3 separate regions of the Homo sapiens genome follow, and all the other regions are linked to region 2. A link is a loop called in an ENCODE intact Hi-C map of the cell type or tissue named here. Cell type or tissue: endothelial cell of umbilical vein. All regions are shown on one strand. Each heading gives the region's core, and the rest is flanking DNA. Links, peaks and the distances in the headings are about the cores only.

The links. A loop is a pair of places that touch in the nucleus more often than their neighbours do. Peaks named below come from ENCODE experiments on the same cell type or tissue, not always from the same donor. Only the 100,000 strongest peaks of a DNase experiment are listed, where the experiment ranks them.
Region 1: it touches region 2 in a loop (3-fold over the local background); 17 of 110 quality-filtered maps call a loop at or near these places.
Region 3: a loop joins it to region 2, with 2.6 times the contacts of the local background. A loop is called at or near these places in 5 of 110 quality-filtered maps.

The regions. Positions count from the first base shown.
Region 1 is chr9:94,172,954-94,179,344 of GRCh38, forward strand. It overlaps MIRLET7A1HG (miRlet-7a-1/let-7f-1/let-7d cluster host gene), which reads left to right. Exons shown (of 5, transcript NR_170278.1): 2 at 2,912-3,012. It overlaps MIRLET7A1 (microRNA let-7a-1), which reads left to right and starts at 3,004; the gene lies at 3,004-3,083. It overlaps MIRLET7F1 (microRNA let-7f-1), which reads left to right and starts at 3,394; the gene lies at 3,394-3,480. LINC02603 (long intergenic non-protein coding RNA 2603) reads right to left here. Exons shown (of 3, transcript NR_160773.1): 3 at 3,616-4,778. It also overlaps MIRLET7D. RefSeq lists an enhancer at 6,292-6,341. In endothelial cell of umbilical vein, for the core only: no CTCF peak of the experiment used is centred there; a DNase peak (open chromatin) is centred at 2,918; H3K27ac peaks cover 1,063 bases.
Region 2 is chr9:94,062,363-94,068,753 of GRCh38, forward strand. It overlaps a transcript of PTPDC1 not described here. Among named protein-coding and RNA genes, the nearest start is that of PTPDC1, 19 kb to the right of the region's middle. In endothelial cell of umbilical vein, for the core only: a CTCF peak has its summit at 3,258 (motif pointing right); a DNase peak (open chromatin) is centred at 3,319.
Region 3 is chr9:94,136,304-94,142,694 of GRCh38, forward strand. No RefSeq gene overlaps it. Among named protein-coding and RNA genes, the nearest start is that of MIRLET7A1HG, 27 kb to the right of the region's middle. RefSeq lists an enhancer at 4,799-4,968. In endothelial cell of umbilical vein, for the core only: no CTCF peak of the experiment used is centred there; a DNase peak (open chromatin) is centred at 3,748; H3K27ac peaks cover 1,836 bases.

The DNA of each region.
Region 1 (6,391 bases), core at 421-5,420, 110 kb after region 2:
TAATCCCAGCACTTTGAGAGGCGAAGGCAGGCAGGCAGGCAGATCACCTGAGGTCAGGAGTTCGAGACCAGCCTGGCCAACATGGTGAAACCCCGTCTTTACTAAAAATACAAAAATGAGCTGGGCGTGATGGTGGATGCCTATAATCCCAGCTACTTGGGGGGCTGAGGCAGGAAAATCGCTTGAACCCAGGAGGCGGAGGTTTCAGGAGCCAAGATCACACGGTTGCACTCCAGCCTGGGTGACAGAGCAAGACCTCGTCTCTAAAAAAATAAAAGTAAGGACAGTGCTGATTCATGGGAAATATTTTGGCTTATAAAGGGCCTGACGTTAGGGACAAGTGTGTCTGTGAGTTCCTAGTTTGCATAACCTGGCCTTGTAGAATTGAAATGGTCTCAAATGTAGTATAGTTTAGTGATGCAGTACTGTCTCTAATTTGGGGCAAGTTATTAAGCTTCTTACCACCAGTTTTCATCTAGAGATGATGAAGTAGTTGGACCTTACATATTTTGGATATATGGTATTAATAAATCTTTCCCTTTTTGTTACAGACGTGTTGATACTGCAGCTAGGAAAGCTGAGGGACTTCGGCTAAATTTCTTTTGCAAGATTTCAATGGCAGAGAATTAGTAGGGCCAGGATTTGAACCCTGGTTTTTATTGACTCCAAATGAGTAATGCTGTGAACATTCAAATACACGTTTTTTCAATTCTCTTGCCCTTTTTTTTTGCGGGGAGGGGCAGGGTCTCACTCTCTTGCTCTGACTGGAGTGCAGTGGTGTGGTCATAGCTTACTGCAACCTTTAACTCCTAGGCTCAAGCAATCTTCCTGCCTCAACCTCCTGAGTAACTCAGCTGGGACCATAAGCCTGCACCACCACACCCAGCCATGTTCAGTTCTCTAGAGTATATACCTAGAAATGGAATTGCTGGGTCATATGGTGAACTGTTTTTTACTCATCACTAACCAGTTCTGACACCAACAATCAATTCTTCAACTCGACACCAACAGAGTGTCCTACAATTAAATTTAATTCTGAAACTACCTGAAGTTAGTACAAACTTCACAGGTTGAGGGCTCAAACACGTAAGACTGCCCCCGCTTCAGATGCAGGTTTCTACCTGAATTTTTAACCAACCAGCTATAAATTAGGGGGTTTCACAACCTCTTCCACTGGGTCTATAATTTGCTAGGATGGCTTACAGAACACAGGAAGACACTCATTATCACTGGTTTATTATAAAGGATTTAAATGAATAGCCAGATGAAGAGGTCCTTAAGCTGAAGTCCAGGAGGGTTCCTAGCACAGGAGCTTCTGTATCTATGGAGTTAGGGTTACACCAGCCTCCTGGCATGAAGATGTGTTTTTCAACTCAGAGCTGTCCAAACCCTGACACTTAAGGGGTTTTTATGGAGGTTTCATACTTAGGCATGATTGATTACATTATTGGCCTTTGATGATTGGCTTACTCTCTGTCCTCTCTGCTTTACCTGGAGGTTGAGGGGGTGAGGCTGAAAGTTCCACCCCTCTAATCACACCTTGGTCTTTCTGGTGACTATCCCCCTCCTGAAACTACAGGAGCCACCAATCGACTCAGTAGCATTAAACAGACATTCATCACTTAGGAAATTCTGAGGGTTTTAGGAGCTGTATGCCAGCCAGGATCTTCAAATGGAGACAAAGACGAAATACGTGTTTCTGATTCCACTTAACAACTGTTTGACTTGTCTACAAGTTTTGTTCTCCAAAGCAGCTGCACCATTTCACATTCCCACCAGCAATCTAAGGGTTCCAATTTTCTCCGCATCCTTGTCAACACTTTTATTAATCTTATTAGCCATCCTAATGAATAATGTATCTTTTCATGTGCCTGTTGGCCATTTGTGCTTATGAGTCATATCTTTGGTGAAATATCTATTAAAATATTTTACCATTAAATTAGGTTGTTTTAAGTTACTTTAATGTGTGTTTTGCACACCAGTTTACAAAGAATGCAGATCCATTTTTTTTGCATGTGGCTATACAGCCGTCAGCATTATTTGTTGAAAAAACGATTCCCAGTTGAATTGTCTTGTCATGGTTGAAAATCAGTTGACCCATGTATGGGTTTATTTCTAGACTTTAAATTCTATTATATTGAGCCGTATGTTTTTTATTACGTTTTGTAATTTTAAAAATTAGTGCTTTTGGTTACTAAATCACTACAAAATAAATTTAGTCCCTATCTTAAAAGATAATCTTCGTAGTAGCTACCTCCTAAATATGAAGTCTGTAAATTAAAGGGTAATAATACAGTTTAGATTACTTGGGTTTATTAAAGATTTTGGACTCTGCCTTCAATCCACATATTACCTTTCTATCTAAAGGAAAGGATCCTGACCCTGAATCAGATCCAGGTGATTATCTTTGATTTAGTCCTAATAAGACCACTTAGTGTTTGCTCGCATGGGATAAATGAGTAGGTTCCTTTAAAAATTAGTTTCTATTTGTGTGTGTTTTTTATATTATCTCGTTGTATGTTAGTGCATTTGGATTATGCATGATGTACAGGACTTTTGGGTTTTGAAGTCATTGGATTTTTAATTAGAGGCTGTCATGTTTTTCTGTAATGATTTTTTGTTGTTTCTTGAAGGATAAGTTATTTCATGCATTTTCATTTGTAGGAACTGTAAGAAAACCAGCAGTTAATAATAGTAAAAGGTGGTGGTAAGAGGGTGATTTCTGAATCTTGTAAATACATGGTTTTAGGAGCGGATTCAGATAACCAAGCATTTAAAATACTATTAATGAAATACAGGAAATGAAACCACAGCATAGATTATGCATGTAGCCAAAATGTTCAGTTAAACTTCATTTTCAACGTAAGTGAATGAAAATGGTCTAATACTATTTTTCTTATCACTCACACAGGAAACCAGGATTACCGAGGAGGAAAAAAAGCCTTCCTGTGGTGCTCAACTGTGATTCCTTTTCACCATTCACCCTGGATGTTCTCTTCACTGTGGGATGAGGTAGTAGGTTGTATAGTTTTAGGGTCACACCCACCACTGGGAGATAACTATACAATCTACTGTCTTTCCTAACGTGATAGAAAAGTCTGCATCCAGGCGGTCTGATAGAAAGTCAGTTAACTAATTGTACAATATTTAAGATTAACTTGTCTTAAAGAGATGTAGTGCAGCATTTGTTTATGGCCTGGAAATAAATTAATTTAGAGATAAAGTCTGTAGCAAGTACACTGGATGGGGGTGGGGAAACCTTTTGCTTCTTGTCTTATTTCTCTGTGTCAGAATAAATGTATTTTTTTATTTTGATTTATGCTGATAATTTTATGTTGAAATTTTCTTTCGAAAGAGATTGTACTTTCCATTCCAGAAGAAAACATTGCTCTATCAGAGTGAGGTAGTAGATTGTATAGTTGTGGGGTAGTGATTTTACCCTGTTCAGGAGATAACTATACAATCTATTGCCTTCCCTGAGGAGTAGACTTGCTGCATTATTTTCTTTTTATTTAGATGATATTAAAACTCAGAAGAATTAATTTTGACATTTTGTATTTACAGTTTATCAGTTAATTTTCTCTGTTCAAGTAGTACAGTAGGCACAGATTAACATTTAAATTTTTCACATATGGTATATTTCAGAAATTTGAAGTTAAGCAAAAATTTTAATGAGTAGAGAAAGTAAGTAGCCTTCAGGAAATCTTCATAGAGGACCAGGCCCTTTTGGAATTGTGAATAGGTTTATTGCCTTACATCCTGGTACACATGTCCAAGGTCAGGTCCTGGGTGGTAAAGGTAAATACAAATTGGAAGGGCACTGTGTGAGCCAAAATGAGTCAGATTAGTCATGATTCATTTCCAGTTTGGGTTTTGGGTGGTCTTGGAGAATGTTGTAAGCACTGCTTCATTGATAGGTTGATTGAGCCAGACTTTACTCAGCAGCCTGGAAAAGGAGAGATGGGCTCTGGGTTCTACCTTTGCTCACTGGTAAGTTGCTAAGATTTCAGCTTTGCCCTCAAACCCTGAAGTAGTCCTTCATTCACACAGTGGGATCACTCGAAAATGTCAGATGGGGAAGTCCATAGGTTGTTACTTTAAAGAAAATAGAAAAAATGCTGGAAAAGGTTTCTTCAATTTTAATACCCATGAAGGCCCATGTTTTAGCTTTCCTCCGATGGGCAAACCATACACTAACTTGGGCCTTGTAATCAACAAGCAAGGCTAAAAGCTCTCTAAGTGCTTGCTGTTTAAACTATTTTGTGTTGGAAGAAGAGTTGGAAAAGAGGCAGTGTGGAGGTGAGGGAGAAGTTCCCTCCCTCCAATCATTTCCAATAAATGGAAATTTAAGGAGAAATTTGTGTTTATCCTTAATATCTAAGATAATCACTGTGCAGTGCCATTGGTACTTTTCATGAGAGTAGAAACATCAAACTTCCTTGGATGGGCCCAACCCAGGTGACTTAACTCTGGACCAAATGTATGCTTTTTGTTTTATCCACTGTGGACAGCTGCATAGATAATTGGTCTTTGTTCTAAACTGCACATAAAAACATGGGAGAAAATGACATTTGTTGCCTTTTGATGTGCCAAAGAAGAGTGGGAATGTTCTAAGAATTCTTTTTGGCTTAATCTTTGTTGAATTGAAAATATGTATAACTCTTCTGCTGAAAGTGTAGCAAGTACAGTCATGAAATTTTGTGGTCTTCCTGACATGTTCTTCCAGCATAACGTTGCCACCTTCAGTTGGAAACGTATCCTTATCTAATAATTAAGCCCTGGAGAAAAATTAATTTATATATTTTATTAATTACATAAGGACATTGTTATTAGCTAAGCAGAGTAAGTAAATCGAAATAAAACTTTAAAAATGCCTTTATGGAGAGAATGACTATCTCTGAAAGCTTGTTTTTAATGATGATAAAATTCATGATCAGAATTTGTTTCTGTTTGCTTTAATTCAGGGGTCAAAAACTGAAATACCATCAGAGGCCCAGGAGGGGCTAGTTGTAACTGGCAAATATAGTAAATTAATTTGCTCTGGTTGATAGGTAGCAAGCAGGGTTTATATACATTGTCACCTACTTTTCCAGTTAACAGGAGAGACTGGAGATTTTATGAAATTTGATATTTAAATGTTGGTAACTGGGTTGGGCACCATGGCTCACACCTCTAATCCCAGCACTTCGGGAGGCTGAGGCGGGTGGAGCACCTGAGGTCAGGAGTTAAAGACCATCCTGACCAGCCTGGTGAAACACAGTCTCTAATAAAGATACAAAAATTAGGCCGGGTGTGGTGGCTCATGCCGGTAATCCCAGCACTTTGGGGAGGCCAAGGTGGGCGGATCACCTGAGTCAGGAGTTTGAGACCAGCCTGCCTAAATGGTGAAAACCTGTTTCTACTAAAAATACAAAAAAGTAGCTGGGCGTGGTGGTGGGCGCCTGTAATCCCAGCTACTCTGGGGGCTGAGGCAGGAGAATCACTTAAACCCAGGAGGCAGAGGTTGCAGTGAGCCGAGATCACACCACTGTACTCCAGCCTGGGTGACAGAGCGAGACTGTCCAAAAAAAAAATTGATAATTAAATGTTAAAAGTCAGCGACTCCAGTAATACGTGGTGGGCTGAGTATTAGACTACTGGCTTACATCCTCTGATGTCATTACTTTCTTGTTCGTTTGTGACTTGAGGTTGGATTTTAAGCAAATGTATTTGTGGCTTTTTACCAAGGTCATATGGCCAGATAACTTTTCAAAAGCATTAGTTAAAGAATTCTGATTAGTTTGAATTAGAAACAAAACTCAAAGAACATGACCTAATTTAACAGGTTAATTTGAAGTGCATCTGCCAAGTAGAAGACCAGCAAGAAAAAAAAAATGGGTTCCTAGGAAGAGGTAGTAGGTTGCATAGTTTTAGGGCAGGGATTTTGCCCACAAGGAGGTAACTATACGACCTGCTGCCTTTCTTAGGGCCTTATTATTCACCGATAACCTGTTTCCTTGCTACTTTGCTTTGGTGTAAGCAGAGTTCTTTCTGTAGGTTTTTTCAAATGAAAACATTGCAAGAATATCAAAGAGAGCAGTGTTTGCGTTAGTGATTATAAACTGCAGCATGGTGCTGACATTGATAACTGAAAGTCAACTAATGAGAATTTGAGACTTCTGAAGTACACTTAGTTGCTAGTGTCTCCCTTTTGGTGTCACTGGAAAGTTTAGAAAGCATGGTTTTGTTTTTGCTCAGGTTTCTCTTTCTGTGATGCAGAGACTCTCAGCTGTTCCTCCTCTATGTCTACATTATGTCTGAAGGAAAGAATTTAACAAAACTTGAAATACTGCTGTTTTTCTACAATGTTTGTAAATATTTATCTTGCTGCTTTTCTAGGTTTGTCTTCTGG
Region 2 (6,391 bases), core at 475-5,474:
TTCCCTCATCTTCCAGTCTTCTGACCCCTTCCCACTCTTCCAACCTCTGCCCATTACCCAGTTCCAAAGCTGCCTCCACATTTTCAAGTATCTTTATTAGTCCATTCTCGCATTGCTATAAAGAAATACATGAAACTGGGTAATTTCTAAAGAAAAGAGGTCTGATTGCCTCATGGTTCTGCAGGCTGTGCAGGAAGCATGGCAGCATCTGCTTTTGGGGAGGCCTCATGGTGGAAGGCAAAGTGGGAGCAGGAGCAGGAGGAAGGGCGGGGAGGTGCTACACACTTTTAAACAACCAGATATCATGAGAACTCTACCACAACATCAAGGAGATGATGCAAAACCATTCATGAAGGATCCATCCTTATGATCCAGTCATCTCCCACAGGCCCCACCTCCAACACTGGGGAACACAATTTGACATGAGATTTGGGTGGGGACACAGATCCAAACCATATTAGACATGTTTTCGGTAGGCTTTAGGATACAGAGATAAATAAGACGTGAATAGACTCAAGGAACTCAGTCTAATATGGTCCATTTCAGTTTGACAGTTGTGTCACGAGGGTACCTATATACTGGCTTTTCCATTCTCTAGAGACATAAAGGTGAACCAGTCATAACTCATCCTCATGACCCCATGGTCTACAGGGGAGACTGTCAGGTATACATGTTTCATTACATTATAGCTGAAGAGCAAAGAGTGAGGGCAGGGAAAGCTTCACAAAAAAAGTGATGACTGGTCCAAGTTTGTCACCAGCATGCTCTGTCACTCTCCATGCTGTATCATGTGGGACAAGGCAGGACCTTCTCTGGGACATGGTTCATAACTTCTTATATACAAAATAGCCAGGGCTAGCGTCCCAGCTGCTCCAAAATTCCATGATTCTAATATGGTGATAATTGTTTTTCTCATCAAAATGTTTTAAGAAAATAGTCCAAATTTTAAAATATGGTAAAAAATGTTTTATCTAAGTCTAATCTTAATGGATATCCTTTCAAATTAAGTTTTTGCTAATGAATTTCCTGGAACAACTTGTTCCATTAGTCCCTTTACTTAATGTCTTTATGTAACGTTCATTTGAAATACTATGCACATTATAAAATTTTGCATTAATTAGTATGATACCTGGTGTGTGACATTATTAATATTTCAGGAAGCATTCTTTTTAATTTCACTTTAGATCACCCCTGTGATTTTAATTCCTGTATTTCTTTTGAAGGGAAACAGCTTTATCAAATAGGATTTTAGATTTTAAATTTTGTACTTTTTTGAGCGTATAAAGATTGCTTTTAGAAGTAAAATTTTAGTGAACTTGAAATTCTCAAAGAATCACTGAGATTTGAGAAGTGACTTTTTTCTCAGAGGAATGATCCAGTGCACCAAAGAAAAATATTAATTAGGGCTGGATTTAATTACCATTGTAGATTTATTGGTACAAGAATTTCAACAAGTTTTTATTGCCTTTAAATAAAATTCATAGCCATTTAATAAGCTAATAAAAGTATAATATTTGACCTCCCAATAATAGATGTTCAAACCGTAAACATGGTTTTGCCAAGAAAATTATTAAAATCATTATTTAGAAAAAACGTTTGAATCGTGTTATTTTATCTTGTATCACAGTCAACTCCATAAACTTTTCTGGGTTATGTGCTTGCATTTTATGGAAATAGTTTTGTCATTTATAAAATTCCACAACTGAGTTTTGTTTTCATCAATATTTACATTGAGGTACACTTAGGAACTACAAAGTTGAATTACACAGTTGTTTATCTGGAAGCTCAAAAATGTTGAGATCATCTTTATTAGAATTTCTTTCATCCGCAGCTGTGTACTAATTGAAAAAACTGAACTGGAAGCTGAAAGATGGGATTAACTACCACCCTACTACTTAGTGTGTGTTAATCCTACTGACATGACTTCTACCCCTTTAAAATAGGGGATGATAGCTACTTCGTAGAGTTCTTTTTAGAAAAAAGTGACTTAATACTGGTGTCTGGCACATAGAAATAACTTAATAAGTATAATTTTTGGTTTTTTGACATCTAAGAAGATTTAATTAACTTTTCTCAATGGAAACTGTATCATTTGAGCAATACAATAATCTGTTAGCCATGAAATTTAGCATGTGTAATTAATGTAAAAATTATTGAGGTATTTTACATTGTATTTTTTGTGTTAAATTTTCAGCATCTTGTGTGTATTTTACACTTAACAGCACATCTCAACCTGACTAGCCATATTTCAAGTATCTGCCACTTGGCCAGTGACTGCAGCATTGGATAACAAAGGTCTAGCCATATTTTGGGTGATTAATAAATGACTGTCCCAAGGCAAACTTTCAAAAAATAATTTTTTTTCCAACAGACTACCATGGCTGCAGGAGTCTTGCCTCAGAATGAACAACCATATTCTACCTTGGTGAATAACAGCGAGTGTGTTGCAAACATGAAAGGTAATGTCTCTTTAATACACTTTTTGTCTCTCTGTGCAAGCTGGCATTTAATAAAAGTAGCTATATGAATGGACACAAAAGAAAAGGCTCTCTTCTTCATATTGGAATCCCAGGTTGCAAGTATTACTTACTGCCTTACCATCTTGGCCTGTTAGAATTCCTTTTCAAAATCCTGAATAATGGCCTTGGCCTTTTAAGAAGGAGTATTGCAAACAGTGTTTGTCTCCTGCATAATTATCATCAGCTGAGATTATGCATTTGTTCCTATCATCAAAGGCCTACTTATGAATCAAACTTTAATTTTGTTCTCCTTTCATTAGTTGTAAGTGCCACTTAGCACATCCAGAAGCACTCCAGCCCTACTTCTCCCAGTGTCTTTTCTCCCATGCCATTTTGCTTTTTATATGACACCCCAGGCAAGGACAAGTGTCGTGACTTGAACTCTTACTACCACATTTGCCCTTTACTCGTCCTGACCATCACAAGCTCTGAGCTGGGAGCCTCCCTGCTTCTGCTTTAGATATTGCTGGTCTTGCTACCACCACCGGCAGTTAGCCAAGGGAGATGTTAAGTAATTTCTCTTGGCAGTACCACTTGCAGTATTTTCTAACTGCCCCCTTGGGGCTTTGCCCACCTTCACTTTAGTCCTACTGTATGGAGAACTTTGAAGGATTTCTCCCCTAAGTATGGATTAGATGATAGGAAGAAGAGTAAAGGAGTAAGGGTCTAACTAAAGGTATTGAGTTCAACACTTGCTAGGAACAAGTCAGTTCTGTTGTGTTCTTGCTGGAATCTGACCACTCCACCAGGGGGCGTTCTCTCTCATCAAGAAAACCATTGTTTCCCACTTCTCATCTTGTCTAAACTCCGTATGCTTGTAGATACTCCTTCATCTGTCTTTGCTGTGTTTGGCCCTAGAGGCACTAATACTACTGGTAACTACCATTTGTGGACAGCTTCTAGGTGCCAGACTTAATGTGTTAGTTTCCCTGGTCTTAGAAAGAAGTACTGTCTAAAACAAACACAAGAATGATGTCTAGTGGCTGCTTCCCTTCTAGATGTCTAGTGGCTGCTTCCCTTCTAGAATAATGTTTCTTTCCCCCTGAGTAACTCTTCAGCCAACAAGTCTGAGTCAGACAAACCTTTTTCCCTTTTCTTTCTTCTGTTGTAAATGTTACCTCTTAGTTGGTGTTTCTCAATGGCAATTCTGTTGGCTTTGCGGGTGGGACAACTCTTTGTTGTGCTGGAGAGCTCTGAGCACCTAAGACATATAGCATCTCTGACCCCTACCACTAAATCCAGTAGCATCCCCAGGTTCCAGTGACAATGAAAAAACCCGGCATATTTCCAAATACCCCCAGGAAGGTTGTACCACCTGTATTGTGATCCACTAGGTATGCTGATTTTTACCTTTCCAAAAAACATTTTTTAATTAAAATTTTCCTCTTAGTATAAATGCAGCTAATTTTTAATTAGGAAAAAATCTAGACAAATAACATCTGCTTTATAGCTAATTTTATTAAAGCATATCTCATCTATAAAGATAGTTATACTTTATTATGTTTGTGGATGGGAAGTATTTTTTTAAATGTTATATAATGATTCATGGGAAAATTTAATTGGGGGGATACATAAAGTATTTATTTTTAAAGGAAAACAGAAAACTTATCAAGAAGTAGCTGTGGAGTGAGACAGAACTAGAGTTAAATCTTGATTCTACTACTTAAAAAAAATTTACTTTTTTTTTATTTTTTGAGATGGCGTCTCACTCTGTTGCCTAGGCTGGAGGGCAGTGATGCAATCTTGGCTCACTGCAGCCTCCGCCTCTCAGGTTCAAGAGATTCTCCTGTCTCAGCCTCCTGAGTAGCTGGGACCACAGGTGCATGCCACCACGCCCGGCTCATTTTTGTGTTTTTAGTAGAGATGGGGTTTCACCATGTTGGCCAGGCTGGTTTTGAACTCCTGACCTCAAATGACCCGCCTGCCTCAGCCTCCCAAACTGCTGCGATTACAGAAGTGAGCCACCATGCCCGGCCATAAAAAAATTAAAAAATAAAAAATAAAAAAACTTTTATTACAGAAAATTTCAAACACAAAAGTATACAGAATAAAATAAAGATCCCCATATTTGTATCATCCCCCATATATGCATCATCCCTCAAATATGTACCATAACCCAGCTTTAACAATCTCAGCCACTCACTTCTCTCACTCAGTTCCCTGCATCAGTATTACTTTGAAGCAAACTCAAGGCATCGCGTCATTTTGTTAAATAACCACATCATTGGCTGGGCGCGGTAGCTCACGCCTGTAATCTCAGCACTTTGGGACACTGAGGTGGGTGGATCATAAGATCAGGAGTTCGAGACCAGCCTGGCCAATATGGTGAAACCCCATCTCTACTAAAAATACAAAAAAATTAGCCGAGCATGGTGGCGTATGCCTGTAATCCCAGCTACTCGAGAGGCTGAGGCAGGAGAATTGCTTGAACCCGGGAGGTAGAGGTTGCAGGGAGCCAAGATCATGTCACTGCATTCCAGCCTGGGTGACAGAGTGAGACTCCATCTCAAAAAAAAAAAATAATAATAATAATAATAAACCACATTATTACTACCATACCTCAAATAATCAACATTATTTACTTGATATCATCAAATATCTAAACAGTGTTCAATTTTCTAATTGTCTTATAGATATACCATAGATATAATTATACATGTATATATTGTGTGTGTATAATTTGTTTGAATTGGGATCCAAAAAAAGTCAATACATTGTAATTGGTTGCTATTTAGCTTCAATCTCTTTTCTTTTTTGTCTCCCAGGCTGGAGTGCAGTGGCACCATCTCAGCTCCCTGTAACCTCTGCCTCCCAAGTTCAAGCGATTCTCATGTTTCAGCCTCCCGAGTAGCTGGGATTACAGGCATGCGCCACCATGCCTGGCTAATTTTTGTTTTCTTAGTAGAGACAGGGTTTAGCCATATTGGCCAGGCTGGTCTCAAACTCCTGGCCTCAGGTGATCCACCTACCACAGCCTCTGAAAGTGTTAGGATTACAGGCGTGAGCTACCGTGCCCGGCTTTCAATCTCTTTTAAACTTGGGCTTCCCTCTGTCTCTTTTTCCTTACAGTTTATTTGTTGGAGAAAACAGGTTTTTTTGCCTTGTGGAGTTTGCCACAACCTGTATTTTGCTGATAATATCGACATGATATTTTCTATAAATTGGTAGATAGATGTAGAGTCTAGTCAGATTTTTTTTAATTAACAAGACTGTTTCATGGGCAGTGCTATATTCCTCCCTCAGGATGCCCAGGCTGTATGATTGTCTTGCTTTTTGTGATGTTAATTTTTTTATTTTGAAATAATTTCAAACTTACAGTAAAGGTACAAGAAAAGCACACAAAAGAACTCCTACATTCTGTTCACTCAGAGACCCCCATTCAAGTTTTGTCAGCAGTCCCAATAATATCCTTTAATAGGAAAATGATTCTGGTAATGTTTTTTAAATCCCTTTCAAAGGCCCTAGTCACTCCTTTCTTGACCTTTATGACCTTAACATTTTTTAAGATTATAGACAATTTTTTTTTTGTAACATGTTCCTCAGTTTGGGTTTGTCTGCTGTTTCCTCATGATAAGACTGAGATTATGCATTTTTGGTAGAAGGGTCACAGATAACACAAGATGTCATTTTGCCCCGTCACTGGTTATGTTTAGTTTGATCACATCAGTAAAGTGGTGTCTGCCAAAGTTTATCCATTATAAATTATTCTTTCTCCCCTCATAGTTAATATTTTAAGGAGAGATGATTTCAGACTACGTAAATATCCTGTTCCACATCCAACTTTTACCTAGCAGTTTTAGCATCTATTGCTGTTTCTTGCCTGAATTAATTATTACTGTGATAGATAACTGGAGATTTTCTTCGCCTGCCCA
Region 3 (6,391 bases), core at 684-5,683, 74 kb after region 2:
CGTTGGCCTCCCAAAGTGCTGGTATTACAATCGTGAGCCACCTCACCTGTCTGAGAAAAGATAGTCTTTCAACAAATGGTGCTGGGACAATTAGACATTTATAGATATATAAAAGAACTTGGATGTATATCGTTCACCATATTAAAAAATCAACTCAAAAAGGATCATAAACCTAAATGTAAAATCTAAAATTATAAAATTTTTAGAAGAAAACATGAGAGAAACATGTGTGGCCTTGGGTTAGCTCAAGATTTGTGAGATGCAACACCAAAAGTACAATCCATAAGAACAGGTTGGTAAATTGAACTACATCAAAATTTAAAGTTTGTTCCTCAAAAGACACTGAGAGAGAATGAAAACAAAAACAAAAACAAAAAAACTTAACTGCTCTATGAGAAGAACGAGAAGACAATCCACAGACTAGGAAAGAATCTTTGCAAAGCATATATCTGTTAAAGGACTTGCATCCAGACTATATGAAAGCTCTCAAAATTCAACAGTAAGAAAAAAAGAGCAGCCCAAACTTTTAAGAGTCCAAAAGATTTGAATAGACCAACAAAGATATACAGTTGATAAATAAACACATGAAAATAGGCACTATTAGTCATTAGAGAAATGCAAATTAAAACGTCATTAGCTTTAGAGAAATACACACTTTAGAATGGTTAAAATTTAAAAGACCGACCATACCAAGTGTTGATGAGGATATAATGAAATGGAAACTCTCATCCACTTCCAGTGGGAATATAAAATGGCCCAATCCATTTAGAAAATGGTTTGGCAATACCTTATATGATCCAGCCATTCTGTCAGAGGCATTTGAACCAGAGCCAACTCCATCCTGAATAGGAACTGGGTAAAATGAGGCTGAGACCTACTGGGCTGCATTCCCAGGAGGTTAAGGCATTCTAAGTCACAGGATGAGATAGGAGGTAGTCACAAAATATAGGTCATAAAGACCTTGCTGATAAAACAGGCTGCAGTAAAGAAGCTGGCTAAAACACCAAATCAAGATGGCAACAAGAGTGATCTCTGGTCACCCTCACTGCTACACTCCCACCTACACCATGACAGTTTACAAATGCCATGGCAATGTCAGAAAGTTACTCTATATGGTCTAAAAAGGGGAGGCATGAATAATCCACCCCTTGTTTAGCATATCATCAAGAAATAATCATAAAAATGGGCAACCAGTAGCCCTCAGGACTGCTCTGCCTATAGAGTAGCCATTCTTTTATTCCATTACTTTCTTAATAAACTTGCTTTCACTTTATGCACTGACCTCGAATTCTTTCTTGCGAGAGATCCAAGAACCCTTTCTTGGGGTCTGGATCAGGATCCCTTTCCAATAACAATTCCACTCCTAGGCATTTACCCAAAAGAAAAAAAATACATATATCCCTACAAAGACTTGTACATGAGTGTTCACAGCAGCTTTATGTGGAATAGCCAAAAACTGGAAATAACACAAACATCCATGAACAGGTGAACAGATAAACTAACTGTGGTTATAAAAATAGGTGAAATACTATCTAGCAATTTAAAAAGAATAAGTTATTAACACATACAACAGGAATGAATTTCAACCTAATTATGCTGAGTGAAAGACTCTAGACAAAAAAAGAATTATATACTTTGTAATTTCATTTATATGAAACTCTAGAAAATGCAAAGTAATCTGTAGTGACAGATAGCTGATCTGTGGTTGCCTGGAGGTGGGGAAGGGAGAGGAAGGAGGCATGATCATAACTGAAAAGCAGGTTAGTTGCTTGCCACACACAGTATCCAATTAACAAAGTGAGATCTGGTACAAAACAAGTGAATTTATTCCAAAGCTAGCTTATGGAAAGAGGCACAAGGCGCCGTGACTTTAAATGTGCTGCTTCACTTTTGGAGCAGAAAACTTTTATAAGGTAGGCCGTGGGCCGGGCGCAGTGGCTCATGCCTGTAATCCCAACACTTTGGGAGGCCGAGGCGGGTGGATCCCAAGGTCAGGAATCCGAGACCAGCCTGACCAACGTGGGAAAACCCCGTCTCTACTAAAAATACAAAAATTAGCTAGGCATGGTGGTGTGTTCTTGTAATCCCAGCTACTTGGGAGGCTGAGGCAGGAGAATTGCTTGAACCGGGACCCAGGAGGCGGAGGTTGCAGTGAGCTGAGATCACGCCTCTGCACTCCAGCCTGGGCGACAGAGTGAGACTCTGTCTCAAAAAAAAAAAAGAAAGGTAGGGGGTGAAGTGTGCATGGGCAGGGGGTCCCAATGCTAGCTTGGTGACTTATCTATCCAACAGTTGAGTTGGCACCTTCTTGGGCAAAAATAAGTTGTAAACGTGGCCACACCAGCATGCTTTTGACATGCCCTCTGCATGGGTACAAGTTCTGAGGCAATCCCCTGGAGGTGAGAGTTCCATGGGGTATGTTTCAGTCTGCAAATCAACTGTCAACTGTCTTGGAGCACATAGTTAGATGAATTTGCCTTGTAGGTAGTGTCTGGTGAGGGGAGGTGAAGATTATATTTGCATTTCTGAAGGCCAAAGTAGGAAGCAGGAAACAGAGAGGGAAAGAAAAAGAAATAAATAAGAGAATTTTTTTTTAAATTTAAACTATCTCTTGGCTGGGCAAGGTGGCTTATGCCTGTAATCCCAGCACTTTGGAAGACCAAGGCAGGCAGATCACTTGAGACCAGGAGTTCAAGACTACCCTGGCCAACATGGTGAAACCCCGTCTCAACTAAAAATACAAAAATTAGCCAGGCGAAGTGGCACATGCTTGTAGTCCCAGCTACTTGGGAAGCTGAGGCAGGAGAATCGCTTGAGCCCAGAAGGCGGAGGTTGCAGTGAGCTGAGATCGCGCCACTGCACTCCAGCCTGGGCAACACAGAGTGAGACTCTGTCTCAAATAAATAAATAACCGCCTGACCATCACCTGATGGTTGCCTGACATTCCCTCCCACCCCTGGAGGCCCTCTCCTGCCCTGCTCATGTCTGCCTGACTACCTACTGTAACATAATGATGGTGGTTTTCTCTGGGGAGGGCTCTGGGAAGGGTTGTTATATACAAGGGGAACTTGAGCTTTAACTATCATTTGAATTTTTATGGCACAAATGTGCCGACATATTAACTGTATTATTTTTTAAAGTTAGAAAAAATTTTCTAGCTCACAACTGAGTTCTGATGTTTGTTGATTCTGAATCTTCAGCAAACCTCTATGAGTTGTAATATTTTTACAGTAGGAGCTTTGTTTTTACAATCTAAAATATCTTTAAATGAACTGAAATTTATTTTTATTTAAAATGTTTTTCCTAAGAATTTCTAAAGGACTGTGTTTGGAAAAAATCTGCTTTTTAACAGATGTCTTACATTCCCTCCTCAGTCCTGTCTCTAAATATTACTTGGTAAAAGTAACACACTATTTTTCTAGACTCTGACTAATGCTTCTTTGGGTTTTTTTTTTTTTTTTTTTTTTTTGGCCACCGCCCATTCAGAACACAACCTCTATTACCAGATGTTTGTCTTCCTGCTTTCTATATTTAAAAGTCACAGATGAGATTTAGCTGGTATAGCCACATAGTTATTTTTTTGTCAACAGTTTAAAGTTTTGACAATCGGCATTGGCAAACTAATTTGAAGACCAAAACAAAAAAAATCTTGATTTAATTAAAGAGCTTAAGAAAGATTTCAGCCTGTCTGACTTCCGCAGGGCAGGCCAGGAGGTCAGAATGGCGCTCAGAAGTCCTCCTCCACAGGAATTCTAACCCGGAGCGCCTGCTGGCTACTGCCCAGAAACTGAGTCATGAAGAAACCCCACGTGTAAAATAATCCTTCAGGCAAATGGGAAACGGTACCTTAGAATGGACTGTATCAGAGCCATGGACTCAAGATTTGAATGAAATACAGAGCCAGCTAAGTTCCCTCCCGCTGGAGCCATTCATTCAGCACTTCATTATGGAGCATCTTAGAGTCCTTCCTGGGCTTAGGGACACAAATGGACCACGGGCTGCGTCGGCTCCTCAGCAGTTCAACTAAGTGGGGAGGCAAGCTCTGGGAACAGACTGCAGCCCCAGGCCAGATGGCTTCTTACCGGGAACATACCAGGTCATGTGAGGCCAAGAGCCCTCTGGGAAGGCAGAGAAGGCTCCACAGAGGAGGGGACATGACTCGTGGATTTGTATGCAGAAAATAGAGGGACAAGAATTCTGGACAACAAAACAATAGATACTAGCACTCCCGGCCTTTCATTCTGAAAAGCCAAATCATCCTTTGTCCACGGACTGTAGGGAGAGGTTGGGGTAGAAATAAAGTCAGTGAGTCATTCTGGTGGCAAATTTCAAACAGCCCCAACCCCCACTTTTTAAAACAGTCCACAAACAGGTGAGCAAGAGTAGCGCATTTCTTCTCTTTCTTTAAACCAACTCAGTGTAGACTTCAAGCCCCCATCTCTCCCCAGGCAGGTGAAATACCTGATCTCAGTCATGCCAGGCCTCCAAGAATGTGCCACGGTCCCAAGACCATCCGCAGCCCTACAGGTTGGGCCAGGTCCTCTGCTCCCCATCCCAGGGCCTGGGCTGTTGAGATGTGGAGCCTCTGGGGAGGGACCACTAGCAAAGCTGGAACACGTGTGTATTCTCTCTTTAAAGGATAGAAATGTGCCTAGAGGCCAGCATTTCCAAACATGCAGAGGGCCTCTCTCCAGCTGGGCCGGGGGTGAGAGCAACCCTGGCATTAAGCCTGTTCCCATTCCACCATCTGCATGGATGGCTCTGTCCGAGGTTTTTAACCACAGACATCCTGGTAATCGGGTTCCAGGAGTTCAGAGACCTGTCTTCTAATTTGGCATCCTCTCTTGACCCCAAGAAAATCACTTTTATCTTTCTCTTTGTGTGAAGTCAGCTGGCCACACCCCCAGCCATTCAATTTGTCTACAGATTCTTGGGCAAATGTCTTTCAGTTCCAACTCCCTGTCTCCAACCCTGGGTCAGTCTCTGGGTCTCTTTCCACTTCCCTCCACACCCCTCAGGGCCTGTCTAAAGACGCATCCTCCACATTCTTTCCCCACTTCCAAGTCCCATGGTTTCCCTGGCTTTGTCTGATAGGTACCAAAATGGGTCCCAGCTGGAGTCCAGCTTGTCCCCCACAGTGGGGGCCAATGTCGCATCATCCCGCACAGCACAGTCCCCTCACCTCTGAGACCTCACTTCTGCTGTGTTTCCACCCTTCCCCCGGTGACATCTGCCCTCCTGGCCCACTTCAGAGGAATTTTCTCCATGCACTTCCCCAGACCCCAGGCCAGTGACCTTCTCTTAGTCTGAGAACTTGGCAAATTCTTCTCCTCAGACAGCACTCACTTCCTGCAGTGAGCATGCTGCCCCAGACAACTGCGGGCTCCTGGGAGGCAAGGGTGGCTCAGGACAAAGATTTCCCCAGACCCGCAGAGCCCGCTGGTGTCCAAGGGGAGCAGAGGAGGAGAAGAATCTGCTACAAGGAGATTCTACAGGAGATTCTACAGTGTGGAGAAAATTGCAACGAGGCAAAACCACATCAGCATCATGAGCTACAGGCAGGAATGGAACAGGTTCCACAGAGTCAGGAAAGGGTCCACCTCCATTTAAGTCGGGCGGCCTCTGGACAGGGGCGCAGGGGTGTGGGGCAGACCTCCCCCTCTCTGCCCCCTCATTTGCCCCCCTGCCAGCCTGCGTGTCCCCTCCCTCGGTTGCGCTCCCACCACCTTTGCCCTTGTCCCTGAATCCCCAGGCATCTGGCCTCTCTGGAACCAGTCACTGGTCATGTCTGAGGTTCCAGGTCCCCTGCTCCCTCTGACCTCAGAAGCAGTGTAGACTTACTGCCCGCTCTCCTCCCTTGGCCCCTCTGGCTGTCTGACCCCTTTTCTGGGTCCTACTCCTCCTCCTGGCCCAACTGTCAGTGCTGCCCACACCCCTCACTGCCTCCTGGGGAGGGGTCACCCCACTGCGCCCATCCCTCCCAGCCGCTGTGGCCTGGGAGCTGGCATTCACCACCCAGAGCCAAACACAAGGCCCTGGAGCTTGTCCTGCCCCAGGGCCACCAGGATGAAGGCTGGCTGTCCTGCTGCCTCCTGTACCCTCTCTGTTTCATTTCCATCTGTAAAAGGCAGTGCCAAGAATGGTGGTTGTCAGAAGCTATGGGGAGCGGGAATGGGGAGTTGTTGTTCAATGGGGACAGAGTTTCAGTTTGAACTGAACCAATAAAAACGTTCTGGAGATGAATGGTGGTGTTGGTTGCACAATCATGTGAATGCATTTAATGCCACTGATCTGGACAATTAAAAATGGTGAGGATGGTAAATTTTATGTTATGCATATTTTACCAAAATTTTTTGTTTGTTTTTTTCGAGACAGAGTCTTGCTCCAACCT